Linked DNA regions of Homo sapiens: region 1 is linked to region 2. A link is an interaction called in ENCODE POLR2A ChIA-PET data of the cell type or tissue named here. Cell type or tissue: K562. All regions are shown on one strand. Each heading gives the region's core, and the rest is flanking DNA. Links, peaks and the distances in the headings are about the cores only.

The links. Peaks named below come from ENCODE experiments on the same cell type or tissue, not always from the same donor. Only the 100,000 strongest peaks of a DNase experiment are listed, where the experiment ranks them.
Region 1: POLR2A ChIA-PET joins it to region 2 with 12 read pairs; 2 of 35 experiments call an interaction of 5 or more read pairs at or near these places.

What each region holds. Positions count from the first base shown.
Region 1 is chr19:32,314,604-32,330,240 of GRCh38, reverse strand. It overlaps LOC124904688 (a long non-coding RNA gene), which reads left to right and starts at 10,831. Exons shown (of 2, transcript XR_007067224.1): 1 at 10,831-11,240; 2 at 14,375-15,463. In K562, for the core only: CTCF peaks have their summits at 5,396 and 11,185; a DNase peak (open chromatin) is centred at 11,200; H3K27me3 peaks cover 2,777 bases.
Region 2 is chr19:32,692,198-32,707,834 of GRCh38, reverse strand. It overlaps NUDT19 (nudix hydrolase 19), which reads right to left. Exons shown (of 3, transcript NM_001105570.2): 1 at 15,161-15,637. LOC124904690 (a long non-coding RNA gene) reads left to right here and starts at 7,688. Exons shown (of 2, transcript XR_007067226.1): 1 at 7,688-8,150; 2 at 13,741-14,870. NUDT19-DT (NUDT19 divergent transcript) reads left to right here and starts at 15,539. Exons shown (of 2, transcript NR_186320.1): 1 at 15,539-15,637. RefSeq lists an enhancer at 7,478-8,677. In K562, for the core only: no CTCF peak of the experiment used is centred there; no DNase peak of the experiment used is centred there.

The DNA of each region.
Region 1 (15,637 bases), core at 3,670-11,669, 380 kb after region 2:
GTCTTCGAAACCCTGTAACGCCGGTGGTTGCAGTAATTCTGTCCAATCCACTTCTGTACAATGCTGGGATAGAGTCAACAGGGAGACCCCATATCAGATTGGTGGTCACCAGTGTTGTTCATGGCAGGCCTCATCTCAGATTCCTTGGTTGATGAGGTCAGTGCCCTACCATGCATTCATTCTCTTTAATTCTTCCCTTGTAGATAATTCCTTCTCCACTCCCAAGTACTGTCTTTAGGAGTCCATCTCTCTACAAAAAAAAAAAAAAAAATTTTTTCTTGGATTTCTAGAGTGTCATCTCAAAACCCAGCTTGGAACAGGGTCTTGCTCTGTTGTCCAGGCTGGAGTGCAGTGGGGCAATTATGGCTCAATGTAGTCTTGAATTCCTGGGCTGAAGTGATTCTCTTGCCTCAGCATCCAGAGTAGCTAGGACTATAGGAATGTGCCACCATGCCCAGATAATTTTTATTTTTATTTTTTTGTAGAGATGGGGTCTCTCACTATGTTGTCCAGGCTGGTCTTGAACTCCTGAGCTCAAGGGAGCCTCCCACCGCAGCCTCCTAAAGTGTTGGGATTACAGGCGTGAGCCATGGCACCCAGCCGGGAGTCCATCTGTCTCTTAATCCCACCCTTTGGCTCTTTCATGGGCCATAATTCTGCAGCCACCATGCTTGCTTGTTTGGTTCAGGGGTCAGCTTCCTGAAGCCCCAGCCATTACTCAGAGATCACATCTGCCCACTGCGTCCTCATTTTATGTCATGCCTTGCATCTTCAGGAGATCTTGGATTTCCAGGGTGCCATTTCAAAACCCAGTTTGGACACCTCCTGAGGTGGGGGTGCTTTTAAAAGTGTCTATTTATATGCTTGAGATGATTGCAGATGATTACACAGAAGGTGGAAGAAGGGATCTGGAGGCAAAAGAAAAATAGTCTCTCTTAATTCGTGTCTGTGTAAAATCCCAAAAAAATGGGAAGACAATGGAAGTCCATTTCCTGTCTCTGATTGGGACTCAGGCTTGATTTAAGCTTTTCTTTCTTTTTTTTTTTTTCTATAGTTTTTCAGTCTCTCAAGTGTCTTTTATTCTAACACAGTTCCTTTTTTAAAAACATTTTTTATTTTTTATTTATTTTACTTTAAGTTCCGGGATACGTGTGCAGAATGTGCTGGTTTGTTACATGGGTATACATGTGCCATGGTGGTTTGTTGCACTTATCAACCCATCATCTAGATTTTAAGTCCCGCATGCATTGTATACTCTTATTCTCTTTTTTCAGAGTTGGGGTCTTGCTTTGTCCCGGCTAGAGTCCAGTGGCATGATCATATCTCATTGCAGCTTCCGGCTGCTGGGCTGAAGTGATCCTCCTGCCTCAGCATCCTGAGTAGCTGGGATTACAGGCATGTGCCACCAAGCCTGGCTAATTTTTAATTTTTTTTGTAGAGATATAGATCTCACTATGTTGCCCAGGCTGGTCTCAAACTCCTGGGCCCAAGTGATCCTCCTGCCTCAGCCTCCCAGGTGGCTGGGACTGTTGGCAGGTACCACCATGCCTGCCTATTTAAAAAATATTCTAGTAGAGACAGGAGCTCACTATGTTGACCAGGCTGGTCTTGAACTCCTGGGCTCAAGCGATCCTCCTGCCTCCACCTCCCAATGTGCTGGGATTGCAGGTGTGAGCCACCGTGCCTGGCCATACTTTTCATTGCTCTCCATTTTTGCTGTCCTGCTCTTCTTCTGTTGTTTATCTCAGAGGTAATGTCGTAGAATTTTAGAGCTGGAAGGGTCTCAGGGATGGGAAAAGCAGAGAGGTGGTGCAGCTGGGAGCTCACGGAGCAGAGGCCTGGGCTCAACCATCCTGCCAAGTGCCCAGTTTCTGCACCATTTTCCTTTCTGGAGAATCTCTGTAACATGGTGTGGCAGGGCTTACCATGTTCACCTTCTCTTGGAGGGTCTCTGTGAGAAAAATGGAGAAGGATTTCCATATGCCAGAAATCTGCCAAGGCATCTCTTTTTTTTTTTTGAGATGGAGTCTCGCTCTTTCGCCCAGGCTGGAGGGCAGTGGTGCTATCTTGGCTCACTGCAAGCTCCGCCTCCTGGGTTCACGCCATTCTCCTGCCTCAGCCTCCCGAGCAGCTGGGAATACAGGCGCCCGCCACCGCGCCCGGCTAATTTTTTGTGTTTTTAGTAGAGACAGGGTTTCACCATGTTAGCCAGGATGGTCTCGATCTCCTGACCTCGTGATCCGCCCGCCTTGGCCTCCCAAAGTGCTGGGATTACAGGCGTGAGCCACCACGCCCAGCCAAGGCATCTCTTTAAGATGACATAAACTGTTTATTGGTTTGCTTGTAACTTTTGCAATAACCATCAAATAGAATAAAAACAATGTGTCTGTTTTCAAGGTGGATCAAGTTGAAAAACTCACTAAGTCGGTGCAGGAATCCTAATCTTTTGGACTGTAGCATTTCAAATTAATATCAAAAGAAAACCAACCAGTTCCTGTGTGGGTTTGGAGAGATGAAATGTGCACCTTTTCGAAATGCTTCATATCAGCGGCTTATAAAAGTATTTTGATGGATGTTTGATGGAATTTGAATTATTGAGCAATGTTAAATAGAATTTTGGCTTCACCGTTGACGTACCGTTGAAAGGAGTTATAAACATAGCAGGAGATTTGCTTTAATAAAAGAGGAAAAAGGGAAAGCAAGTTAAATGCAGTAAACGCATGATGCGGAACAGTTGGAGGCACTCACCTCCTTCCTTCAGCTCCGTTTTCTCCTCTGTGTGTGGAGTTCTCTTACCACCTCTGCTGACGTATTCAGTACAGACATTCAGCTAGTACTGGGTGTTCCTGGGTCCCTATCTGAGACCCACCCCAAATGCGTGAAATATCTCCAGATTTTTAGACCCCATCCTGGATGCATTTCTTCTACATGTTGGCCAGTGCTGGTCAAGGGGCAGATATATTGTTCATCACTGTGGTATCTGGACTTAGAGAAGAAGATACACAGACAACTCTCTGCTGAACACTTTGAGTTCCAGAAGAGGGCAGATGACAGATGGGGCTGTTAACCGCAACGCGGCTTGTTCACACTATTTGGGCGTCCCGGGTGCACGCAGTGTGTACCTGGCAAGCCCGGTTGTACACTGGCACGAGCACAGAAGGGCTGGCTCTGGTCCTCCTCATGGAGGGGGCTGGGGAGAATCCTCAGAGACAGGCAGAACATGAGAAACCAGAGAAATTGAAATGAGAATTGACCACTAGGAGAGTGAATGGAAATGCAGAGGAGAATAAATGGGAAGTGAGAGGAGAATGGAAGATGTGAGGAGATTAAGGAAGAAATGCAAATTCAGGCCAGGTACGGTGGCTCACGCTTGTAATCCCAGCACTTTGGGAGGTTGAGGCAGGTGGGTCACCTGAGGTCAGGAGTTTAAGACCAGCCTCAGTGAGGCCAACATGGAAAAACCCCATCTCTACTAAAAATACAAAAATTAGCTGGGCGTGGTGGCACATGCCTGTAATCCCAGCTACTCAGGAGGCTGAGGCAAGAGAATTGCTTGAAACCTGGGAGGCAGAGGTTGCAGTGAGCTGAAATTGTGCCACTACACTCCAGCCTGGGTGACAGGGTGAGAGTCTGTCTCAAAAAAAAAAAAAAAAAAAAAAAGAAAAAAAAATGAAAAAGAAATGTGAATCCAGGCTGGATTAGAACAGAGAAATGGTCAAGGGGGGATGCGGGAAGGACGGTGAAGGGAAGCAAGCCCCTGTCCCCCAGTGGCAGCCCCCACCCGCCCTTCTTGTATCCTTCTACTTCTGTCCTCTCCTCTGTGACTTCTTTCCCTCCCTCCCCTACTCCCTCCCTCCCTTCTTTATTTTTTCTTTCTTTCTTTCTCTCTTTCTTTTTTTTTTTTTCAGACAGGATCTTGCTCTGTCACCCAGGCTGGAGTACAGTGGTGCAATCATAGCTCACTGCAGCCTCGACCTCCTGGGCCGAAGCGATCCTCCTGCCTCAGCCTCCTGAGTAGCTAGGACTACGGGTGTGCACCACCAGCTCAGCTGATTTTTATATTTTTTTGTAGAGACGGGTCTCACTTTGTTGTCCAAAACAAAGTTGATCTTGAACTCTTGGGTTCAAGTGATCCTCCTGCCACAGCCTCCCAACAGGCTGGGATTACAAATGTGAGCCATTGAGCCTGGCCAGTCTTTTCTTCGTAAATATTGACTTTTTATTTGAATTACAATCCAAAGCAGTTTTGGAAGTGTCTTATTTTTATGTGTACATTTCAAGTAGTTAATACTTATATACGGTATACAATTCAAAACAAAATGAGTTTATAATGAATTGTAAGTCTCTCCCACCCTGTTACCAGTCCCCTAGTTCTTCCTACAAAAGAACCATTGTTAGTGGCTGATTGTGTTTTCCACAGAGATTCTATGCAAATACGTACACCCTAAGCACACTATACACAATGTTTTGCAGTTGCTTTTTTTTTTTTTTTTTTTTACTTAACTGTATGATCTCAGAAATTGTGCCATATCGGTACATACAGAGCTGCCTTGTTGATTTCAAAGGCTGTACAGTGTTCCGTTTTATGGATTGACCATAATTTACATCTCTTCTGTTGATGGACATTTAGTTTGTTTCCAGTCTTTTGCTGTGATAAATTTCCTTGTACATACATCTCTGTGTGCACACGTATGTATAGATCTGACAGATACATTTTTAGAGATGAGATTGCTGGTCAGAAGGTATATGCATTTTAAAATTTGGAAACTATCACCACATATTCCTCTTTTTTAATTTACAGCACTACCTTGCCAAACCAGTGTGATCGAAAGTTGATCTTTGACAATCTGTTAGGCAAAACATGTATCTCCTTGAATCGGCTCATTGGCATTTCCTTTTCCGTGAACTGTTTATTCATGTTAAGGGTAGTTTTGATAAATCCAGACGGAAGAGTGTCAGGGTGGTGGAGGTCACCAACTGGGAAAGATTGAAGAGGGAGGGAAAATAGCCAAGCGTGCTTTACGAACGAAAAATAAACTCAAGGACGATGTCTCTTTCTAAAGAAACCACTGTATCTGGATGACGCTGTGTCAATATGCCAGTGGCACAGATGGTTCTTCAATTTCATGCACTGACATTTCTTCCCCTGGACTGCGATATAAAAGCCTTTTCTCTCACAGATCCGGTACTCACATTGCCATAGTAGCATGACTGGAGTATGTTTTCATTTAAAATTGTGTATAAAACCCATTGTTTCATTGCAAATAAAAGTTTAGATTTACTGCGACGTGACCACAAAGTGGTATTTTCATCCATAAAGCCCTCGGTTACTGATGTGCTTTAGTGCACTAAACTGGAGTGAGCCACCTCATTTTCAGTGAGTGACCTTGAGATGGCAGCAACATTACATTCAATGCTGGAATGCACCAAGTCCATTACAAAATGAAAGTAAAAATTGCAATAAATCAGAATAATACTGATTGTTATAATTTTATTATCAGAGCATTAAGTCAATAAAACTTATCTGAAATGTCATTTGAAATTGTATACAATTTTTACTAGTTATCCAGTATGTCTTAAAAGCATGCTTAAAACAACAAAATGAAGAAATCATGGATAAATTGTGCAAAAGCTGAGACTTAACTCATGCTGTAGTAAAACTAAATTCTCTTTTGATTTTTGCTTTGTAAAATTTTTTTTTTGCAGACTCTTTTTTTTTTTTAAGATGGTGTCTCACTCTATTGCCCAGGTTGGAGTGCAGAGGTGTGATCTTCACTCACTGCAACCTCCACCTCTCCAGCTCAAACGATTCTCGTGCCTCAGCCTTCCAAGTAGCTGGGACTACAGGCGCCCGCCACCATGCCCGGCTAATTTTTATATTTTTAGTAGAGACAGGGTTTCACCATGTTGGGGAGGTTGGTCTTGAGCTCCTGACCTCAAGTGATCCACCCACCCCAGCCTCCTAGAGTGCTGGGATTACAGGTGTGAGCCACTGCCTCTGGCCTTTTTTGCAGACTATACCATAATGCCTACTGTCTGCCCAGCTGTATTTAATGCCCGATTGTCTGATTACTTATTTTCTTGCAGGTTGTCTGGTCTTCTCTCATTTGTGATTTTATATAGGAAGGTCATCTAATATATGACATCCTTTCAGGACAGGAGAAAGTGGTTGTTTTTTTAAATAATGAGGAATAATGAAACTTATTTATGAAGGAAATCAGAAAAATTTATTGATGAATCACTATAAGGGAAACATGCAAATTAAAAAAGCCCTGCTTAATAGCATATTTATTACCAGGGAGCTTCCAAGGAATGAAATAGGCACGTAAAAGGCAGGATATTAGGTCATGTAATATTGCCTATATCAGGTGCAATACATGATTACTGTGCATTTTTATCTTGTCAATTGCAATTAGATTATCATAGTATTACTGTGTAATTAGTTAAAATGCAAGACACTAAAAATGTTTAGGTCCGTATTTTTGTAACTTTTTTTTCATTTTGTGATGGATTGCTGACATGTAAATTATGGAAAGTAGGAAAAATAGATTGTGAACGTATCCCTAGTTTGATATTAATGATGCTCTGGTTATCCGTTTGATCTTAGTCTGTGATAAAATCATTTTAGGCTGGGTGTGGTGGCTCACGCCTGTAATCCCAGTGCTTTGGGGGGGCTGAGGCAGGTGGATCACCTGAGGTCAGGAGTTCGAAATCAACCTGGCCAACATGGCAAAACCCCGTCTCTGCTAAAAATACAAAAATTAGCCAGGCATGGTGGCGGGCACATGTAATCCCAGCTACTGGGGAGGCTGAGGCAGGAGAATCACTTGAACCCAGGAGGCAGAGGCTGCAGTGAGCTGAGATCACGCCACTGCACTCCATCCTGGGTGACAGAGCGAGACTCTGTCTCAAGAAAAAACAAAACAAAACAAAACAAAACACAAAACAAAACAAAAAAACATTTTAAAGAAAATTGCAGGCCAGGAGCAGTGGCTCGTGCCTATAAACCCAGCGCTTTGAGAGGCCGAGGTGGGATGATCTCTTTGAGCCCAGGAGTGTGAGACCAGCCTGGGCAACATAAGGTGACCCTATCTCTATAAAAAAAATAAAATTAGCCTGCCTGTGGTCCCAGCTACTTGGGAGGCTGAGGTGAGAGGATCACTTGAGCCCAGGAGGTTGAGGCTGCAGTGAGCTAGGATCGTGCCACTGCACTCCAGCCTGGGTGACTGAGCAAGAAGTTAAGGTGCTGTGGTGTGCAGACATTGGACTGGAAGTCAAGCAGCTTCAGTCGCCCTTTAACTGTGCCACCATCCAGTTCCATGGCCCCAGTTAGAGGCTTGGTCCCTCTGAACTTGCCGCCTCGTCTGCGCAGTGAGCTGGGGTTGCAGCGAGTGCATATATGCAGTCACTCACTCAATCAGCAGACATTCACGAGTGCCAGCTACGGGCTGGGAACTGTGTTGGGGCTGGGGCTCCTGAGATGAATGAGGCACAACCCAGGCCAGTGAGTGAGTCACAGAACAGCAGAGAAAGAGAGTGTATAACAAAGTCCCAGAGCAGGTGCTGTGCAGGGTGTGGTGCAGGGAGAGTCTCCGGGGTGACTGTGACCCATAACCAAGAACTAAGCAGTTACTCTGTGCCAGGAGCATGGTGAGCTCTTTACATGTGTGGTGTGGTTTCTTTTCTTTTCTTTTCTTTTCTTTTCTTTCCTTTTCTTTTCTTTTCAGACAGAGTCTCATTCTGTTGCCCAGGCTGGAGTACAGTGGCATGGTCTTGGCTCACTGCAACCTCCGCCTCCCGGGTTCAAGTGATTCCCCTGCCTCAGCCTCCCAAGTAGCTGGGACTACAGATGTGCACCACCACGCCCAGCTAATTTTTTTTGTATTTTTAATGGAGACAGTGTTTTGCCATGTTGGCCATGCTGGTTTCGAATTCCTGACCTCAGCCTGCCTCAGCCTTCCAAAGTGCTGGGATTACTGGCATGAGCCACAGTGCCTGGCCAACATGTGTGGTTTCTTGTCCTCCTCTTCCTAACCCCACATTGCAGAGGAATTATGATCATCCCCATTATACAGATGAAGACGCTGAGGTACGGTGACTTTATCCTTCCACTGGAAGGCATCGTTAATAGAGGATGAGCTGGGGTTTTGATGCAGGCAGGCTTCATCCGTGTGCCACACTGCATCCACATGTTCCTTTCTTTAGCTTCTAGTCCAACTCAGAAAACACCGTTTGTCTAAAGAATGCAATAGACAGAGGCTGCAAGTCTTGTACAAAACTCCTAGAGAAGGGCAAACATCTTAGAAGGAAATCAAACGGCAGAGCAGAACAGCAGACGGAAGTGGCTTTGACCTTCTTCAGGGATGGGGTCATCACTTAGGTCCATTCTGGTGTTAACATCATGACCCTCTTATTATCTGCTGACTCAGAGCAGAAAATGGTATGGAAATCTCTGCTTGGAATTACTCATGCTACTGTGAAGTGGGACTGTGCAGTGGTTAGAAGCAGGGATCTATTTTTATTTTATTTTATTTATTTTAGTGACAGGGTCTCACTCTGTTGCCCACTGGTATGATCAAAGCTCACTGCAGGGCTGGGTGTGGTAACTCATGCCTGTAATCCCAACACTTTGGGAGGCCAAGGTGGGTGGATAACTTGAGACCAGGAGTTCAAGACCAGCCTGGCCAACATGGTGAATCTCCATCTCTACTAAAAATACAAAAATTAGCCAGGCATGGTGGTGCACGCCTGTAATCCCAGCTACTTGGGAGGCTGAGGCATGAGGATCACTTGAATCTGGGAAGCAGAGGTTGCAGTGAGCTGAGATCGTGCCACTGCACTCCAGCCTGGGCAGCAGAGTGAGACTCTGTCTCAAAATAAATAAATAAGTAAAAATAAATAAATAAATAAATAAATAAATAAAAACTTACTGCAGTCTTTAACTCCCAGGCTCAAGTTATCCTCCATCCTTGGCCCCTCAAGTAGCTGGGACTACAGGCACGCACCACCATGCCCAGATAACTTTTTAATTTTTTGTAGAGACAGGGTCGTGCATTGCTGCCTAGGCTGGTCTTGAACTCCTGGGCTCAAGTGATCCTCCTGCCTTGGCCTCCCAAAGTGCGGAGATTTCAAGTGGGAATCACCATGTCCTGCCAGTAGCAGGGCTCTAGAGTCAGACTGCCGGGGTCAAATCTCAGGGATAAGACACTTAATCTCAGCTCCAGTTCATCATCCATAAAATGGGGATATCAATCTGTGGCCTCCTCATAGACTTGCCTGAAGATTGAAGTGGACAATCCTGATGGTGGCTTGAGACCAGAGTCTGGCATGCTAAAAGTGCTTTGTAAGTGTTTTCTATAACTATCTTTATTACTGATGTCCATTTCCTCCTGGGAAATTGGCATAAATAGATATGTCACAGGAAATCCAGACAAAAATTAAATTAGAAGCTCACATTTTATCTGAATGCAGCTGAGACAAAAATCAAAGTAATGTATAGTTAAATGTAAATAATTGAGAAATGTCTTTCGGTAATAGCAGCCAGCATTGCAGATCTCAAATAAGTTGATTATTAGATAAGATACTTATTCCTCCCTCCCAAGAAGTATTGATTTGATGTTGGTGACAGTGTCAATTTGAGGGGGCTGATTGAATATGTTGGAAAATATTTATGTAAAATGGTCTAGCACGACAAGTTCTTTGAATTGCATTACGGACAGCATGGGTTTATGTATTTCAGACGTGACCTGCCTGCTGGTTGCTTCTTTGTGTACTGATGTGTGTCACCCTCTTGCAATTGGGAGTCTGGCCACAGCCCAGTCCTCTGCATTGAACTCTAGAGCCCCCGTTATTTGTCTGTTAATTTTCACAAAGCCTCATATTGCCTTGATTAAGTTTCTTTTATATGTTATGGAATCATCTCACAAACACTTCACCAAACAAGTCTCAAATGGCTTGCTAACCCTGGGTTCTTTGAGAGAAGCACTGGGGAAGTATTCTCTTTTGGAAAGTAATCATATTTGCTTGAAATCTTAAGATGTTAGATCACAGGCGAGGTGTGGTGGCTGATGCCTGTAATCCCTGCACTTTGAGAGGCCAAAGCTGGAGGATTGCTTCAGCCCAGAAGTTTAAGACCAGCCTGGGCAACATAGCAAGACCCTGTCTCCACAAAAACAAAATGAAAAACCAAAAAGCCACCCCAAACCAAAAACATAACTGGGCATGGCGGTGCATGCCTGTATTCCCAGCTACTTGGGAGGATGAGGTAGGAGGGAATGCTTGAACCCAGGGGAATCGAGGCTGCAGTGAGTCATGATCACAGCACTGCACTCCAGCCTGGGCGACAGAGTGAGACCCTGTCTCAAAAAAAAAAGATGTTAGATCACAAAATGCTTAAAACAATTTGTGGTTCTCCAGGGTGCAGCTTCTTAATCAGCACATATTGGTGTCAAACCAATGAGCCCTGCAACTTCTGGGCTTGGCCTTAGGGGCCACAGTGCTTGGAGGATTGTCTTGACCACGATGGGAGCAGAAACTCACTGTGAACAGTTGCCAATGTCAGCTGAATCAAATGCTCAGGGCTGTCTGGTGTGTGCTTTCTGACAATATTCATCTGCTTATGGTCATCTTTCTATTTTTGGTAGTTGAAAAGGACCATGTACCTTGTCAGAAAATCAACAGATGATTTGGCTTCTGGTACTTTGAAAGTGACACACACACACACACCTCACACTTAATGTACACTATGCAAACACCTACAAACACATATGCATGTGCACACAATCTTTCCTGACTTCTGCAAGCTAAGAAGACTTTTTTTTTTCATTGTAGGTCAAAAACATTCATTGCATCCCCTGGTGGAAGTGCCTAGAAAAACAAGCAACAAACAAAGAAACAAAACATTTGTTGTCATTGCCACGGAAACCTTTTATTATCACCCTGTAAGTTTCACATGTGGATGGGGCATAGCTTTCATCAACTCATTTCAGCAGCCTAATAGTTCTGATGGGCTCTACATAGTTCTTGTTGAAGCAGAAGTTGCAGCTGAAATCCAGAAAATCAAGATTCTTCTTCTGCAGAGACTGATCCCCACCATTGCCCTGCCCTGACCTCGAGGGAAGGAGGCTTGAGAATGAGCTGTTTTTCCCAGCAAGCGTCCCATTGTGGAAGGAGCGGTGACACACATTGGTGGCTGATGGTATCACAGCTGACACACCCCCTCCCTTCTGCTGTGGAAAGAGGTAGGAGGAATGCGGGGAGGGTGACCACAGTATTTTCAGGGTAAATGGGGGGCTCAAATGGAGCCTTGGTGAGTGTGCTTTGGGATCCAGACTCTTGGCCTAGCACAAGGTTTTAAGTTTATTTGGACCAATGAGAAAGAGACCATGGACAGACTGCTTCTGCTGGGGACCGTTCATTTTTGTCACCTAAAGAAGAAAAATCCTACAATTCTGGTGGTGTCAGACACAGGAGGACTTTTACATTTACAGTTGAGATTTATGAAGTCTGATGTCTTTGTTCCTATACTGCTCCCCTCCACTGCCCCCAGGCCCCAGCTCAGTCACCTCCAGGTCGAATTCCCAAGTGTGTTGCGCACTCCAGAACTCTAAATTATCTTGAGACTGAAATGAAAGAAACGGAGAGGCCTAGTTCTCCCAGCAAGAGCAGAGGGCACAGAAAGGCTGAAAAATGGATTGAGGATTGAGCACTACCCTGGAATGTTCCAGAATTTTTTTTTTGAGATGGATCCTTGCTCTGTTGCCCAGGCTGGAATGCAGTGGCACAATTTCGGCTCACTGTAGCTTCTACCTCTCGAGTTCAAGCAATTCTCCTGCCTCCACCTCCCGAGTAGCTGACACTACAGACACCTGCCACCATACCCGTCTAATTTTTTGTATTTTTAGTAGAGACAGGGTTTCACCATGTTGGCCAGGCTGGTCTCAAACTCCTGACCTCAAGTGATCCACCTGCCTCGGCCTCCCAAAGTGCTGGGATTACAGGCATGAGCCACCGTGCCTGGCCCAGAAAATATTTTTTTTTTTTTTTTTTTTTTTTTTTTTTTTTTTTTTTTGAGATGGAGTCTCGCTGTCGCCCACGCTGGAGTGCAGTGGCGCAATCTCGGCTCACTGCAGCCTCCGCCCCCTGGGGTTCACGCCATTCTCCTGCCTCAGCCTCCCGAGTAGCTGGGACTACAGGCGCCCGCCACCTCGCCCGGCTAATTTTTTTGTATTTTTAGTAGAGACGGGGTTTCACCGTGTTAGCCAGGATGGTCTCGATCTCCTGACCTCGTGATCCGCCCGCCTTGGCCTCCCAAAGTGCTGGGATTACAGGCGTGAGCCACCGCGCCCGGCCGAAAATATTTTTAAAAGGCCCATTATCTGGGTCATTTTAACTCAATGAATTCAAGTTTTAAGATGGTAACCTGATTGATCGCATTTTCATCATCATCATCACCACCCCCACCATCATCATTTTCTTTTTCTTTTAAGAAAAAAGGGCAGTTCAGTGAGGGATTCTGGCTGCCCATCCAGAACAGTTACTCACCAGGTTAACAGGCTGCAGTGTTTAATGCAAAACAAATCGCCAAGCTGGCACTGAGCGGTGTGAAACCCAATTGGCTAGAAACTGTGTCTCATTAGAGGCCATCCACACAGCAAGCAGATGCACTTGGAAGTCGTCGTGTGATTCCTTTACAGGAATCACAGAAATGATACTTGCTGCTACGCAGCCAATCGAGTCTCACGAATCTGTTTGCAGTTTCTCTTCCTTGATATTTTGCCTCTTCTATAATCTCATCCCTCCCTTGCACATTCAGCTGGCTTTTGCACACTCCCCTCCACAAAACACACTAGAGTTTTCAACAAAGACACTCCATTCTCTATTAAGTTGGCTCCAAGACCCACTGGGTTAAGTTTGAAGTCTGGATCATCAACCAGACAGTTGGGTTAAGGCCTCTCCTGCCCTTTGCAGATGAGAAACACATTTCTGGCAGAGAAAGGGCCTGCCTTTGAGCCTTCACAAAGTGGATGTTGACACTTATGCCAGCATTTGTTTCGAACCTCTGCTTGGAGTTTGTTTTTCTGAAGAAATAGGTTAAAAATCATCATATGCAAAGAAGAGCTCAAGTATTTCTCAGGTTGCAGAGTGGAATGTTGCCACCGCTTACATTTCTAACGAGTTGGCTCCTAAACTCCCGACAAAACAAAAAGAATACTTTGTGTCCCTCCCAAGAATAATGGAAAGGGTTTATCATTCATCCTGACACACTGATAATTCATTTTCACTGGAGTTGCTCAAGCCAAAATCCTCCAGGAGTTAGCCTGAGTTTTTTTGCTTCTCTGCACCCCACTTGAATGTCACATCCTGAGAGGCTTTTCCTAAACACCCAGGGTATAGGAGTGGCGTCTGTGACCCTGCCAATATCTCTCAATCACTCTATTCTGTTGTGTTCTCTTAATAGAATTTACAACTTTCTGAAGTTATCTTTTTTAAAAACTAATTTTTAAAAATTATTTTTTGTAGAGACAGGGTCTTACTATGTTGCCCAGGCTGGTCTCGAACTACTGGTCTCAAGTGATCCTCCTGCCTTGGCCTCCCAAAGTGTTGGGATTACAGGTGTGACCACCATGTCCAACCTGAAGTCATCTTGTTTATGATATGTTTACAACTTAATTGTTGGTCTCCTCTTACTGATTTTTTTTTTTTGAGACAGGGTCTCACTTTGTCACTCAGGCTGGAGTGCAGTGGCTTGATCTTGTTTCACAACAACCTCTACCTCCCAGGCTCAAGTGATCCTCTCACCCCAGCCTCCCGAGTAGCTGGGACTACAGGTGGATGCTATTACATCTGGCAATTTTTTTTTTGTACTTTTGGTAGATACAGGGTTTCTCCATATTGCCCAGGCTGCTCTTAAACTCCTGGACTCAAGAAAGTGCTGGGTTTATAGGCGTGAGCCATGGCGCCTGGCCCCCTACAGGTATTTAAATGTCAGAGGAGTTAGGATCTTGTTGGTTGTTCTCAGTTGTGGGGGATCCAGCACTTAGGACAGCGCTCGGCCCTTTGTACAAAAGTAAGTGAGTGATGAATGAGCTCATTGCAAGTCTCCAAGGCTCACACTTTAAGCCATTGAGTGTTTCTCTATTTGTGGTCTTTTTCTCATGAATAATCCCTTGACTTCTTTGCTGTTCCCGTGAAAGTTTTTGGGTGAGCAGCCCTTCTGGTTTTGCTTTTCATCTTGCTTTGTTTTTAATAGCCTTGGAGTTGTACATCTTGTTGCTCTGTCATAGAAGTCATTCTATACAAAGCTATCTGTAACCGTTTCCCATGTCAGAGGCAGAGCAGTGTCCAATTTTAATAATTTGGTGTTTGTTTGCAGAGCTAATCTGTTCTGGGATGACAATGAATCAGAGGAGAGATTCTGAAAAGGACACCCGAGGATCTCAGCTCCCTACATGGCCCTTGCAAAGTCAGGAGGGGCCTCCTTTGCTGGAAAATTACCTTGCTTGCCCTTTTGAGGGAACTGGGGCTGCCTAGAAACTGTACGGCCTAGTCATTGCAAGGAAACAGGGTCAAAAGGGCAAAATGGATGGGAAACTGGGCACCCCAGAGAGCGTCCATGGAGAAGCGCTGCTAGTGTTCCCCAGTGGGCAGCTATAATAATAGAGGGATAAAGCATTTGTGCATTAGCAGGATATTTTTTCATAACAGAAGTTGCTTTCTTTCTTTTATTTTATTACTATTTTTTGAGTCATGGTCTTGCTCTGTTGACCAGGCTGGAGTACAATGGCGTGATCTTGGCTCACTGCAGCCTCAACCTCTCAGGCTGAAGCGATCCTCCCACCTCAGCCTCCCAGGTAGCTGGGACTACAGGTTCATGCCACCATGCCCGGTGAATTTTTGTATTTTTTTGTAGAGGTGGGGTTTCACCATGTCGCCTGGGCTGGTCTCAGACTTCTGGGCTCAAGCCATCCTCCCTCCTCGGCCTCCCAAAGTGCTGGCACTATGGGTATGAGCCACAGTGTCCAGCCTTCCTTATTTCATAAGAAGAGTGTGTATACAGGCATGGCTGTTGATTCACGTTGCCATTGAAAGACATCTACTGCTCTAGCCAGAGGAATCCCTACTGACTCCAGGAGGTCCACAGTCATCATCCCTGTAGAAGGACAGGTATTGTATCCAAACTAGCCTAGTTCCTCAAACTCCCAAGTTCTGAAGTTTTATGAACTGATTACTAGAAAGAGGAGGCAGAGATTGTTCTGCTGAAATTGGCGGATAAATTGCAGAAAACTCAGGGATGGAGAAAACTAAAATAACGAAAATCAATAGTGCATCTGATGTGATCTTACAGTTTAATCTGAGCAGTTCTTAGCATATATAATTTGTGAGAAAATTCATTATGTGGGGATGCAGCAAGTACATTCCATATCAATGCACAAATGCTCTGTTAATAAATGCTATCACCCCACTTTGCATTGTGGAGAGTGCTGAACTTAAGTCAGAATCCTAGAATGTGATGGTTGGAAACGCATGAGCCCATTTTAGGGTTGAGTAAATAAATAAAACCCAGAGAGGGGAAGGGGCTTTTCCAGAGCCTCTTGGTCATTCCCAACTGTCCTCTAGACAGTGCCCAATCACCTGC
Region 2 (15,637 bases), core at 2,876-10,875:
GGCTAATTTTTTGTATTTTTAGTAGAGACGGGGTTTCACCGTGTTCACCAGGATGGTCTCGATCTCCTGACTTTGTGATCCACCCGCCTCGGCCTCTCAAAGTGCTGGGATTACAGGCGTGAGCCACCGCGCCCGGCCTAATTTTTGTATCTTTAGTAGAGATGGCATTTCACCATCTTGGCCAGGCTGGTCTTGAAATCCTGACCTCGTGATCCACCCACCTCGGCCTCCCAAAGTGCTGGGATTACAGGTGTGAGCCACCGCGCCTGGCCATAAGGTTGTTCTTTACTTGGTTTACTAAATATCCACTTATACACCTAGGAGAAACTGATTCTCGCCCCCAAGCCCTGGGATTTGGAATTGATTTCTGCTTTAGATGACTGTAGGTCAAAGGTTTGCAAGCTCGTACATGCTTAAACATTGACTGAGAAGTCTGTGAAGCCTTCACATTCCCAGGGCCCTGGTATGGTGTCCAGCAATCTATGAGTTCAGTGAGTCCCCTAATCATTCTGCAGGTGGCCAAAATGGCATTTAAAAAACAGAGCCCTGGGCCTCAAAGGACCACCCAATCTCTCTATGTTATTTCCAAGGCAACCGTATGAGTTCAGTGATAACAACGAAGACAAAGGGTTAAATGGCAGGCATCAACCCACTTAATCCAACCTGTTCAGGTGAGTCCAGACCACAGGTTACAATACCTTATCACTTACTGATTACTTCTTACTAGTAAAGCATTGTACAAAATGCAATGCTTTCCTGCTGAGTGCAGTGGCTCACGCCTGTAATCACAGCCACCTGGGAGGCTACAATGGGAGGTGAGTCCTACCATGGCCAGGGTTACTGCTTAAAGGGAATTCCCAGACTGCAACCCAAGGAGCAAGAGACTAATCAGAGCCTGGGATTTTCACTGACTTGAGACACAGCTTGAATTTTGGGAAGCCCATACAGCAGAATTTGGGAAGCAGCATACAGTAGTCTCCCCTTATGCAAGAGGAATACTTTCCCAGATCCCTAGTGGACGCATGAAATCAAGGAAGTGCTAAGCCTTATACAAACTATGCTCTTCCTACACATACACACCTATGATAAAATTTAATTGATGAATTAGGCCCAGTAAGATATTAACAATAACTTATTATTATTATCATTTTGAGATGGAGTTTCGCTTTTGTTACCCAGGCTGGAGTGCAATGGCGTGATCTCTGCTCACTGCAAACTCCACCTCCTGGGTTCAAGCGATTTTCCTGTCTCAGCCTCCCGAGTAGCTGGGATTACAGGCATTTGCCACTACACCTGGCTAATTTTGTATTTTTAGTAGAGACGGGGTTTATTCCTGTTGGTCAGGCTGGTCTCGAACTCCCGACCTCAGGTAATCTGCCCGCCTCGGCCCCCAAGGGGTTGGGATTACAGGCATGAGCCACCGTGCTCAGCCAACAATAACTTATAATAAACTAGAACAATGATAACAATTCGTGTAGTAAAAGTTGGTGAATGTGGTCTCTCTCTCTCTCTCCAAATATCTTAATATTTTCAGACCTTGGTTGACTGAGGGTAACTCAAACCATGGAAAGAGAAACCAGGGATAAAGCTGTACCTGAGAGGAAAGACCTACAGAGTAGAGCTCTAGAAATCTGTGTAGGGTGCACTTGAATCTTTGCTCAACACTTATCTATGTATGCATAAGGTGAAACCACATGAGACCAGGAAAGAATGATGCCTCTTTTTTTTCCTATTATTAGTATTTTACTTTATTCACCATTGTATACATAAGGAGAGAATGATTTCTGAAGAAAGAACAATTACCTGAGAGCCTTAAGATTAAACTCCCAGAGGTCACCTGGGGCCAAGGATTATTCGAATTCCTTCCAATCACAGTGGAGAGATCATGTTGAACACAAGCAGCACTCAAGTAGACCTTATGAGGGTCATACATTTAGAAGTGCAGCTAATGACCAGGTGCAGTGGCTCATGCCTGTAATCCCAGCACTTTGGGAGGCAGAGGTGGGTGGATCACCTGAGGTCAGGAGTTCAAGACCAACCTGGCCAACATGGTGAAACTCGGACTCTACTAAAAATACAAAAATTAGCCAGGCATGGTGGCATGTGCCTGCAATCCCAGCTACTCAGGAGGCTAAGGCATGAGAATCACCTGAACCAGGGAGGAGGAGGTTGCAGTGAGCCAAGACCACGCCACTGCACTCCAGCCTGGGTGGCAGAGTGAAAGTATGTCTCAAAAAAAAAAAAAAAGTGCAGCTAAATTAGCTCTAGAATAAAGGCTACTATAGGCCCATGCTAAAATCACTTAAAATCATTTAAAATTAAACCTCAAGACAATTAAGGTAATTTGCAATCACTTAACTGCTTGCTAGGAAATGTCCAATACTCTCTTTTTGTTTTTCTTTTTTTTTTTTGAGACAGAGTCTCGCTCTGTCACCCAGGCTGGAGTGCAGTGCTGTGATCTCATCTCACTGCAACCTCTGCCTCCTGGGTTCAAGCGATTCTCCTGCTTCAGCCTCCAGAGTAGCTAGAACTATAGGCGCCCACCACCATGACTGGCTAATTTTTTTGGTATTTTTAGTAGAAATGGGGTTTCACAATGTTGGCAAGGCTGGTCTTGAACTGCTGACCTCGTGATCCACCCACCTTGGCCTCCCAAAGTGCTGGAGTTACAGGCGTGAGTCACTGCACCCAGCCAAGTTCCAATACTTTTTTTTTTTTTTTTTTTTTTGAGATGAAGTCTTGCTCTTGTCCCCCAGGCTGGAGTGCGATGGCGTGATCTCGGCTCACTGCATCTCTGCCTCCCAGGTTCAACCGATTCTTCTGCCTTGGCCCCCCAAGTAGCTGGGATTACAGGTGCCTGCCACCATGCCCAGCTAATTTTTGTATTTTTACTTGAGACGGGGTTTCACCATGTTGGCCAGGCTGGTCTAGAACTTCTGACCTCAGGTGATCTACCCGCCTTGGCCTCCCAAAGTGCTGGGATTATAGGTGTGAACCACCATGCCCGGCCCAAAGTCCAATACTCTTTAAGGAATGTGACAAGATTCAGCACTCAACAACATAAAGTCACAATATCCAACATTCAATAAAAATTGCAAGACATGATGAAGTGGGAAAACGTCATCCAAAACTAGAAAAAAAATAAGTCAACAGAAACAGACCCAGAAATTATAGCAAGGATTAAGTTAGCAGAAAAGGGCATTAAAAACAATGCTGTAAAGATACAAAGGAAAAGATCAACATGATGAAAGAAATAAAAAATATTACCTGCAAGAGGCTGGGCATGGTGGCTCACGCCTGTAATCCCAGTACTTTGGGAGGCCAAGGCAGGCGGATCACAAGGTCAGGAGTTCGAGACCAGCCTGACCAACATGGCGAAACCCCGTCTCTACTAAAAATGCAAAACTTAGCTGGGCATGGTGGCATGCGCCTGTAATCCCAGCTACTCAGGAGGCTGAGGCAGGAGAATTGCTTGAATCTGGGAGGCAGAGGTTGCAGTGAGCCAAGATCGTGCCATTGCACTCCAGCCTGGGCGGCAGAGCAAGACTCTGTCTAAAAAAAAAAAAAAAGTTACCTGCAAGAGTGGTAACAGACCTCTCCTAAGAAATTTATGCAAACTAGCAAATAAGGGAGCAATATTTTTAGGTACATAAGGAAAAAAACCTATCAACCTAGAATTTTATACCTAGCCAAAGTATCTTTCAAAAACAAAGGCAAAATAGTTATTTTCAAGCAAGCAAAAGTTAGAGGATTCATTGTCACAGGATCTATACTACAAGAAATATTAGAGAAACTTCTTTAGGCAGAAGGATACCAGAGATAGATTTAGAGCTACACAAAGGAATAAAGAGTGCTAAAAATAGTAAATATGTGGCTGGGCATGGTGGCTCATGCCTGTGATCCCAGCACTTTGGGAGGCCCAGCTGGGTGGATCACCTGAGGTCAGGAGTTTGAGATCAGCCTGGCCAACATGGTGAAAACTCATCTCTACTAAAAGTACAAAAAGTAGCTGGGCATGGTGGTGGGTGCCTGTAATCTCAGCTACTCGGGAGGCTGAGGCAGGAGAATCACTTGAACCAGAGAGGCGGAGGTTGTAGTGAGCCAAGATCATGCCACTGCACTCCAGCCTGGGTGACAGAGTGAGACTCCGTCTCAAAAAAAAAAAAAAAAAAAAAAAAAAAAAAAAGGCTGGGCACAGTGGCCCACACCTGTGATCTCAACATTTTGGGAGGCTGAGGCAGGTGGATCACCTGAGGTCAGGAGTTCAAGACCAGCCTGACCAACATGGAGAAACCCCATCTCTACTGAAAATACAAAATTGGCTGGCCATGGTGGGTGCATGCCTGTAATCCTAGCTACCTGGGAGGCTGAGGCAGGAGAATCACTTGAACCCAGAAGGCAGAGGCTGTGGTGAGCTGAGATGGCACCATTGCACTGCAGCCTGGGGAACAAGAATGAAACTCCATCTCAATAAAAAAATAGTAAATATGCAGGTAAACATAAGACATTTTTTCTCATTAAGACTGATGGTCTAGGCTGGGTGTGGTGGCTGATGCCTGTAATCCCAGCACTTTGGGAGGCCGAGGTGTGCGGATTACCTGAGGTTGGGAGTTCGACAGCAGCCTGACCAACACGGAGAAAACCCGTTTCTCCTAAAAATACAAAATCAGCTGGGCGTGGTGGCGTATGCCTACAATCCCAGCTACTGGGGAAGCTGAGGCAGGAGAATCACTTGAACCCAGGAGGTGGAGGTTGCAGTGAGCCAAGATCATGCCACTGCACTCTAACCTGGGCAACAAGAGTGAAACACTGTCTCAAAAAAAAAAATTGATGGTCTAAAGCAAAAATAATCACAGTGTATTGTAGAGTTTATAATAAAAGTCAAATGTATGACAACAATAGCATAAAGGACAGGAGGGAACAAATAAGTATATTGCTGCAAGGTTCTAACTCTATAAACGAAATGAAAAATGTATATTGCAAATTTTAGAGCAACTACAAAGAGACATAGTTAATAAGTTAATAATGGAAATAAAACAGTCATAAGAAAAACAGTACAAATAGATGGGAACAAAAAATGAGCAGTAAGATGGTAGATATGAATCTAACCTTATTGACAATAACAAATTTAAATAAACACTCCAACTAAAAAGCAAAAGTTTTTATATTGGATAAAAAGCAAGACTATATGCTGCCTGCAAGAAACACACTTTTTTTTCTCTTTTTGGAGATGGAGTCTCGCTCTGTCACCCAGGCTGGAGTGCAGTGGCATGATCTTGGCTCACTGCTACCGCTGCCTCCTGGGTTCAAGCAATTCTCCTGTCTCCACCTGTGTGAGGGTTCAGTCAGGCTGGTGGGAAAAAATTTAGTTATAATAGCCAGAAACCCTCTTGGAAGGCCTGAGAGTTGCATAACTTCGGTAACAGATCTGGCTGAAGGCAGCCTAGTCCGCTTACCTTTAATTAAATAAATTAAAGTAGATACAAAGGAATGTGGGGAGTTTATCTAACTAGCTTGTTTACTCATGTGGTCCTAAGACTAACCTTGGATCTACCGCAGGTGCTTAATTGCTTTCTATCTGGGATGTCTGCAAGGTCAATTACCCTCTAATGGTGTTGACTCAAGCCTTTGTCAATTAATCTTTACTGAATAAACATGAGTCTGGCTGGCTGGTCAAGGCCCAGGTCGCAACTTTTTACAGCACTCTCCTGGGAGTCTGTAAGTAGCCCTGATGCTCAGTCAGACTGGCAAAGCAGAGTATCTGTATCAGTGCACGTTATTCATCCATCATTGGGTCAGGGTCTGCAGGACAGACCCCCGCACACCTGGATAATTTTTGTATTTTTAATATAGATGGGGTTTCGCTATGTTGCTGGGCTGGTCTCAAACTCCTGAACTCAGGTGATCAGCCCTCCTTGGCCTCCCAAAGTGTTGGGATTATAGGTGTAAGCCACTGCACCCAGCCAGAAACACACTTTAAATAATAAAGACACAGATAGTTTAAAAGGATAGAAAAATATACTAACATGAATCAAAAGAAAGTCAGAGGGGCTATATTAATATCAAACAGAGTAAACTTCAGATTTCAGAATAAAGATTATAACCAGGAATAAAGAAGGATATTTCATAATCATCAAAGAGTTAATCCATGAACTTTTAAAAGTCCTAAATGTAGATACAGTCAGTACCTTACATGGGAGCTTCAAAATACATGAAGCCAAATCTGATAGAACTAAAAGGTGAAAAAGACAACTCCACAATTATTAGTTGAAGATTTCCACATTCCTCTCTCAGCACCTGATGAAACAAGGAAATGATATAGAAGACTTGCAAGACTGGCCAGGCACAGTGGCTCACGCCTGTAATCCCAGCACTTTGGGAGGCCCAGACAGGTGGATCACCTGAGGTCAGGAGTTGGCCTGACCAACCCAGTGAAACCCGTCCCTACTAAAAATACAAAAATTAGCTAGGCATGGTGGCAGGCGCCCGTAATCCCAGCTGCTTGGGAGACTGAGGAAGGAGAATCGCTTGAACCTGGGAGGCAGAGGTTTCAGTGAGCCAAGATCAGACCACTGCATTCCAGCCTGGGTGACAGAGCAAGACTCTGTTTCAAAAAAAAAAAAAAAAAAAAAAAACCTGCAAGATGCTATGAACAACTCAACCTAATTTTACATTTTTACCAAAATACCAACAAATAGCAGAATACATATTCTTCTTAGGTGCAAAGGGAACATTCACCAAGATAGAACATATTCATGGCCATAAAACAAGTCTCAATAATTTTTTTTTTTTTTTGAGAAAGGGCCTGACTCTGTTGTCCAGGCTGAAGTGCAGTGGTGTGATCATAGCTCACTGCAGCCTCAACCTCCCAGGCTCAAGGGATCCTCTCACCTCAGCTTCCTCAGTAACAGGAACCACAGGCATGTACCACCATGCCCAGCTAAGTTTTAAAATTTTTTCTAGATATGAGGTCTTAGTATGTTACAGTCCAGGCAGGTCTTGAGTTCTTGAGCTCAATTGATCCTCTGGCCTTCTTCTCCCAAAATGCTGAGATTATAGGTATCAGTCACTGTACTGGCCAATAAATTTTAAAAGACTGAAACTGGCCAGGCACAGTAGCTTATGCCAATAATCCCCAAGACTTTGGGAGGCTGAAGCTGGACGGTCGCTTGAGGCCAGGAGTTCAAGACCTCCCTGAGCAACATAGTGAGATCCGGTCTCTACAAAAAATAAAACAATTAGCCAAGCGTGGTTGCAGGTGCCTGTGGGCCCAGCTACCCGGGAAGCTGAGACGAGAATCACTTCAGCCCAGTGAGAGGTGAAGCCAGCTGGACTTCCTGGGTCGAGTGGGGACTTGGAGAACTTTTCTGTCTAGCTAAAGGTTTGTAAATGCACCAATCAGCACTCTGTAAAAATGCACCAATCAGCACTCTGTGTCTAGCTCAAGGTTTGTAAACGCACCAATCAGTACTCTGTAAAAACGCACCAATCAGCACTCTGTGTCTAGCTAAAGGTTTGTAAATACACCAATTAGCACTCTGTAAAAACGGACCAATCAGCACTGTGTAAAATGGACCACTCAGCACTCTGTAAAATGGACCAATCAGCGCTCTGTAAAATGGACCAATCAGCAGGATGTGGGCAGGGCCAAATAAGGGAATAAAAGCTGGCCACCCAAGCCAGCAGCAGCAACCCGCTCGGGTCCCTTTCCATGCTGTGGAAGCTCTGTTCTTTTGCTCTTCGCAATAAATCTTGCTGCTGCTCACTCTTTGGGTTTACACTACCTTTATGAGCTGTAACACTCACCGCGAAGGTCTGCAGCTTCACTCCAAGCCAGCGAGACCAGGAACGCACCAGGAGGAACAAACAACTCCAGACATGCCACCTTTAAGAGCTGTAACACTCACTGCAAAGGTCTGTGGCTTCACTCCTAAAGTCAGTGAGACCACGAACCCAACGAAAGAAACTCCGGACACATCTGAATATCTGAAGGAACAAACTCCAGACACACCATCTTTAAGAACTGTAACACTCACCGCAAGGGTCTGCAGCTTCATTCTTGAAGTCAGCGAAACCAAGAACCCACCAGAAGGAACCAATTCTGGACACATTTTGGTGACCACGAAGGGACTATTACCTATCACTAAGCGGTGAGTGCCTTTGGACCCCTTTCGCTTGCTATTCTGTCCTATTTTTCCTTAGAATTTGAGAGCTAAATATGGGGACATGTTGGCCAGTTAAAAGCGACTAGTGTGGCTGCTGAACTAAAGACACGGGTGTCAGGCTTTCTGGGAAAGGGCTAACAACCCCCGACTCTTCGGAGTGGGGAGCGTTGGTTTGCCTGGAACCAGCTTCTGCTTTTCCTGTACTTCTGGGCTGAGCCGAGGGTCGACAGCGAGGAAAGCCATTCAGCTCCGGGGTCCCGACAACAAGTTGGTTGACCCTGCAGCCATGAATGGAACTCTGAAAGTCACGTCGCACAGGCGAGACTCACCCATCTATCCTATCTATCCTGACCCTTGCCTCCTGGGTCCTAATGCCTGTCAGACAAACTTCCTCTCGCCTTTCTTTGAGGCTAGTCCCACTTCTAAAAACCACTCCATCTCTGGTGCTTTTCTAGTTTCTCCTGTAAGAATGATTTCTAGGATAAACTTCAGGACTCTGTTACCTTCTTTAGACACCCGGGCTCACCAATCAGAAAGACACAGTTTTTGCTCAAAGCCCCATCGTAGGGGGGATTATCTGGAATTTTAGAATCCCTCCTCAGAAAAGCAGGCCTAACAAAAGCTATTCCTGAAACTAGGATATCGGGAGCCTCAGAAATTGTATCCTTCCTATTCATATAACTGGGGATAAAAGGCTTCACTCTTCCAACTCTGGAGATCCCTTCCCTCCCTCAGGGTATGGCCCTCCACTTCATTTTGGGGGCATAACATCTTTATAGGACATGGGTAAGGTCCCAATACTAACAGGAGAATGCTTAGGACTCCAACAGTTTTCCAAGAATGCATCAGTAAGGGCCACTAAATCTGATTTTTCTCAGTCCTCTTTGAGGTCTAGGAGGACAGGAAAGGGCGCAGGTTTTCGAGAATGTGTTGGTAAGGGCCACGAAATCTGACCTTCCTCATTCCTCCTTGTGGTCTAGGAGAACTAGTGTTTCTGCTGCTGTGTCAGTGAGCACAACCATTCTGATCAGCAGGGTCCAGGGACTGTTGCGGGTTCTTGGGCAGGGGTTGTTTCTGCTGCTGCGTTGGTGAGCACAACTACTCCAATCAGCAGGGTCCGGGGACTGTTGCAGGTTCTTGGGCAAGAGGTGTTTCTGCTGCTGCATTGGTGAGCACAACTATTCCGATCAGCAGGGTCCAGGGACCGTTGCAGGTTCTTGGGCAGGGGGAGAAACAAACAAACCAAAACCACAGGCGGTTTTGTCTTTCAGATGGGAAACACTCAGGCATCAACAGGCTCACCCTTGAAATGCATCCTAAGCCACTGGGACCAATTTGACCCACAAACCCTGAAAAAGAGGTGGCTCATTTTTTTCTATACTACAGCCTGGCCCCAATTTCTCTCTCTGATGGGGAAAAATGGCCACCTGAGGGAAGTATAAACTACAGTACTATCCTGCAGCCTGACCTTTTCTGTAAGAGGGAAGGCAAATGGAGTGAAATACCTTATGTCTAAGTTTTCTTTTCATTGAAGGAGAATACCCAAGTATGCAAAGCTTGCAATTTACATCCCACAGGAGGACCTCTCAGCTTACCTCCATATCCTAGCCTCCCTATAGCTCCCCTTCCTATTAATGATAATCCTCCTCTAATGTCCGCTGCCCAGAAGGAAATAAGCAAAGAAATCTCCAAAGGATCACAAACGCCCCCTTCCCGGGCTATCGGTTATGTCCCCTTCAAGCTGTAGGGGGAGCGGAATTTGGCCCAACCTAGGTACATGTTCCCTTCTCCCTCTCTGATTTTAAGCAGATCAAGGCAGACCTTGGGAAGCTTTCAGATGATCTTGATAGGTATACAGATGTCCTACAGGGTCGAGGGCAAACCTTCTATCTCACTTGGAGAGATGTCATGCTAGTGTTAGATCAAACCCTGGCCTTTAATGAAAAGAATGTGGCTTTAGCTGCAGCCCAAGAGTTTGGAGATACCTGGTATCTTAGTCCAGTAAATGATAGAATGACAGTTGAAGAAAGGGACAAATTCCTTACTAGTCAGCAAGCCGTATGTCAGTAAGTCAGTATGGATCCCCACTGGGACCTCGACTCAGATCATGGGGACTGGAGTCGTAAACATCTGCTGACTTGTGTTCTAGAAGGACTAAGGAGTATTAGGAAAAAGCCCATGAATTATTCAATGATGTCCACCATAACTCAGGGAAAGGAAGAAAATGCTTCTGCCTTCCACGAGCAGCTACGGGAGGCCTTAAGAAAATACACTCCCCTGTCACCCGACTCACTTGAGGGTCAATTGATCCTAAAAGACAAGTTTATTACCCAATCATCTGTGGATATCAGGAGAAAGCTCCAAAAGCGAGCCCTGGGCCCTGAACAAACTCTGGAAGCATTATTAAACCTGGCAACCTCAGTGTTCTATAATAGGGACCAAGATGGACAGGCCCAAAAGTAAAAGTGAGATAATAGAAAGGCCGCAGACTTAGTCATGGCCCTCAGACAAACAAACCTTGGTGGTTCAGAGGGGACAGAGAATGGAGCAGGCCAATCACCTGGTAGGGCTTGTTATCAGTGTGGTTTACAAGGACACTTTTTAAAAAAAAGATTGTCCTATGAGAAACAAGCTGCCCCCTCGCCCATGTCCACTATGCCGAGGCAATCACTGGAAGACACACTGCCCCAGAGGACAAAGGTTCTCTGGGACAGAAGCCACCAACCAGATGATGCAACAAGACTGAGGGTGCCCAGGGAAAGCACCAGCTCATGTCATCACTCTCACTGAGTCCTGGGTATGTATAACCATTGAGGGCCAGGAAATTGACTTCCTCCTGGACACTGGCGTGGCTTTCTCAGTGTTAATTTCCTGTCTTGGAGCTGTCCTCAAGGTCTGTTACCATCCGAGGAATCCTGGGACAGGCTGTAACCAGGTATTTCTCCCACCTCCTCAGTTGTAATTGGGAGACTTTGCTCCTTTCACATGCCTTTCTTGTTATGCCTGAAAGTCCCACACCCTTATTAGGGAGGGATATATTAGCCAAAGCTGGAGCTATTATCTACATGAATATGGGGAACAAGTTACCCATTTGTTGTCCCCTGCTTGGGGAGGGAATCAACCCTGAAGTCTGGGCATTGGAAGGAACAAACTCAAGCTCTAGCCTTAAGCCTTCCCACAGGACGAAACTTTTCTTTAAACGTCACAGAGAGAGCAGGAATAGCTCTTGGGGTCCTTACTCAGACTCATGGGACAACTCCACAACCAGTGGCATACCTAAGGAAACTGATACAGTAGCAAAAGGCTAGACTAACTGTTTAGGGGTAGTTGTGGCAGTGGCTGTCTTAGTGTCAGAGGCTATCAAAATAATACAAGGAAAGGATCTCACTGTCTGGACTACTCATGATGTAAATGGCAAACTAGGTGCCAAAGGAAGTTTATGGCTATCAGAAAACCACCTGCTTAGATACCAGGCACTACTCCTTGAGTGACCAGTGCTTCAAGTGCATACATGTGTGGCCCTCAGCCCTGCCACTTTTCTCCCAGAGGATAGGGAGCGGGTCAAGCATGGCTGCCAACAGGTAGTAGTCCAGACTTATGCCGCCTGAAAGGATCTCTTAGAAGTCCCGTTAGCTAATCCTGACCTTAACCTATATACCGATGGAAGTTCATTTGTGGAAAATGGGATACGAAGGGCAGGTTATGCCACAGTTAGTGATGTAACCGTACTTGAAAGTAAACCTCTTCCCCCAGGGACCAGCACCCAGTTAGCAGAACTAGTGGCACTTACCCGAGCCTTAGAACTGGGAAAGGAAAAAAGAAAAAACGTGTATACAGATAGCAAGTATGCTTATCTAATCCTACATGCCCATGCTGCAATATGTAAAGAAAGAGCGTTCCTAACCTCTGGGGGAACCCCCATTAAATACCACAAGGAAATCATGGAGTTATTGCACTCAATGCAAAAACCCAAGGAGGTGGCAGTCTTACACTGCCGAAGCCATCAAAAAGGGGAAGGAGAAGGGAGAACGGCAGCATAAGCGGCTGGCAGAGGCAGGGAAAGACCAGCAGAGAGAAAGAGGCAAAGTCAAAGACAGAAGGAAAGAGAGGAAGAGACAAAGGAGTCAGAGAGAAAGAGATAGAAGTAGTAAAGAAAAAACAGTGCACCCTATTCCTTTAAAAGCCAGGGTAAATTTAAAATATATAATTCATGCCTGTAATCCCAGCACTTTGGGAGGCCAAGGCGGGCAGATCATGAGGTCAGGAGTTTGAGACCAACTTGGCCAACATGGTGAAACCCCGTCTCTACTAAAAATACAAAAATTAGCCAGGTGTGGTGGCGGGCGCCTGTAATTCCAGCTACTCCAGAGGCTGAGGCAGGAGAATTGCTTGAACCCGGGAAGCAGAGGTTGCGGTGAGCCTAGATCATGCCACTGCACTCCAGCCTGGGTGACAGGGCAAGACTCCATCTCCAAAAAAATAAAAATGAAAAATAAAACCTACAATTGATAATTGAAGGTCTTCTCTGTAACCCTGTAACACTCCAATACCACCTTGTTGTCAGTGTAAACAAGGGCATAGCCCAAAAGCACTGAGGCCACTGACAACCTGTAGCCTTCCTATCAAAAATCCTTAACCCAGCAGGTTCCTAACAGGGGATCTAAATCTGAAGGTCTGACCAGACATAGGAGGAACCCCCTTCAGGACAGGATGATAGATGTTTCCTCCTGGGCGATTAAGGAAAAAGACACAATGGGTACTCAGTACGTGATAAGGAAACTCTTACAGAAGCAGAGTTAGGAAAATTGCCTAATAATTGGTCTGCTCAAATGTGCAAGCTGTTTGCACTCAGCCAAACCTTAAAGTACTTACAGAATCAGGAAGGAGCCATCTATACCAATTTTAAGTGAATATGGACTGAACGAGGTCTTATTAATAGCAAAGAATAATTGAAATCCCAAACTTAAGGTTTTCAACAAAAGTAAAGTTTGCTAAAAGTTAACAGTGTAACACATATTATCCTAACTTCTAATCTTATGGACATCAGACCCTATCAGTGCCCCTCAAAGCTCAAGTCCATCAGCACAGGGCCATACAACTGATACCCCTACTTATAGGGCTAGAAATGGCCACTGCTACAGGAACCGGAATAGCCAGTTTATCTACTTCATTATCTTACTACCACACACTCTCAAAGTATTTCTCAGACAGTTTGCAAGAAATAACAAAATCTATTCAGTAAGGATAGTAACTACAATCCCAAATAGACTCTGGCAGCAGTGACTCTCCAAAACCCCCGAGGCCTAGACCTCCTCACTGCTGAGAAAGGAGGACTTTGCACCTTAGGGGAAGAGTGTTGTTTTTACACTAACAAGTCAGGGATAGTGCAAGATGCCGCCCGGCATTTACAGGAAAAGGTTTCTGAAATCAGACAACGCCTTTCAAACTCTTATACCAACCTCTGGAGTTGGGCAACATGGCTTCTCCCCTTTCTACATCCTGTGACAGCCGTTTTACTATTACTCGCCTTCGGGCCCTGTATTTTTAACCTCCTTGTCAAATTTGTTTCCTCTAGAATCAAGGCCATCAAACTACAGATGGTCTTACAAACGGAAACCCAAATGAGCTCAACTAACAACTTCTACCGAGGACCCCTGGACCGACCCACTGGCCCTTTCACTGGCCTAGAGAGTTCCCCTCTGGAGGACACTACAACTGCAGGGCCCCTTCTTTGCCCCTGTCCAGCAGGAAGTAGCTAGAGCAGTCATTGCCCAATTCCCAACAGCAGATGGGGTGCCCTGTTTAGAGGCGGGATTGAGAGGTGAAGCCCCTGGACTTCCTGGGTCCAGTGGGGACTTGGAGAACTTTTCTGTCTAGCTAAAGATTTGTAAATGCACCAATCAGCACTCTGTAAAAACGCACCAATCAGTGCTCTGTGTCTAGCTAAAGGTTTGTAAATGCACCAATCAGTACTATGTAAAAACGCACCAATCAGTGCTCTGTCTAGCTAAAGATTTGTAAACGCACCAATCCGCACTCTGTAAAAATGGACCAATCAGCACTCTGCAAAATGGACCAATCAGCAGGACATGGGCAGGGCCAAATAAGGGAATAAAAGCTGGCCACCCAGCCACCAGCACCCAACCTGCTCTGATCCCCTTCCGCTGTGGGAGGTTTGTTCTTTTGCTCTTTGCAATAAATCTTGCTGCTGCTCACTCCTTGGGTCCGCACTACCTTTATAAGCTGTAACACTGACCACAAATGTCTGCAGCTTCGCTCCTGAAGCCAGCGAGACCACAAACCCACCAAGAGGAACAAACAACTCCTGACGCACCACCTTTAAGAGCTGTAACACTCACTGCGAAGGTCTGCGGCTTCAATCCTGAAGTCAGCGAGACCACGAACCTACCAGAAGGAAGAAACTCCAGACACATCTGAACATCTGAAGGAAGAAACTGGACACACCATCTTTAAGAACTGTAACACTCACTTCGAGGGTCCGCGGCTTTATTCTTAAAGTCAGCGAGACCAAGAACCCACTGGAAGGAACCAATTCTGGACACACCAGGAGCTGGAGACGAGCCTGGGTGTGCAACACAGAGAGACAAGACCCCCATCTGTACCAAAAATAAATAAAAATAGGAAGACTGGATCATATTAAGTCTGTTCTCCAAGAAAACCAAATTAAACGGCTGTGGAGATGTACTATGTCTACACATGTACAAGTGCTTACACAGTGGCCACGCTGGAGGAACCACGTGGAGAGACAGGCTCCAGGCCTTGAGACCCCAAAGCCTAGGAAAGCAGAGAGCACTTCACCAAGAGCATGGCTTTGGTCTACAGGGGTGAGAGTTTCCAGCCCGTCTAAGCGTTCCTTGCTGCTTAATCTCTCTGGGCTTGGCCTATGCGGGGGTCCCTTGGGGGCCTGGGCCGCTGGGAGGGGTCCTCCCTCTCACGTCCTGGCGGTCCGCAGCAAGGCCCTGAGCAGGCCTTACCTGGTAGCCCACCACCTCCGCCAAGTCGGGGTAGACGGGCGGCGGCTCGCGCAGGCAGCACAGGAAGAAGGCCGTGTCAAAGCGGCGAGTGGTGCCCCGCAAGAAAGGGGTGAGCCAGGCGCTCCAGTTGTGCAGCGCCCAGATGTCGGGTGTGCAGTCGAGGTGGGCGCACAGCCGCAGGAAGTGGCGCGGGTCCTGGCGCACGCGGTCGCGCCAGGAGGCCAGGCCCGGCGGTGGCTCCAGGGCGAGGCCAGGCCCGGGTGCTGGGCCTGGTGGGGAAGTCCTGGGCCGCAGCAGCAGCACGCCCGCCTCCTCAAAGGCCTCCCGCACGGCGCAGATGCGGAAGGCTACGTCCTCAGGCAGCGTCCCAGTGTTGTCGGTCTTGTGGTCATCGGTGTCGGGCAGCGACGGGAAAGCGGTGCGGCTGAATGGCGCCGGGCCCAGGCCGAAGCGCGGCGGCCCGTGGTGCGGCGCGAA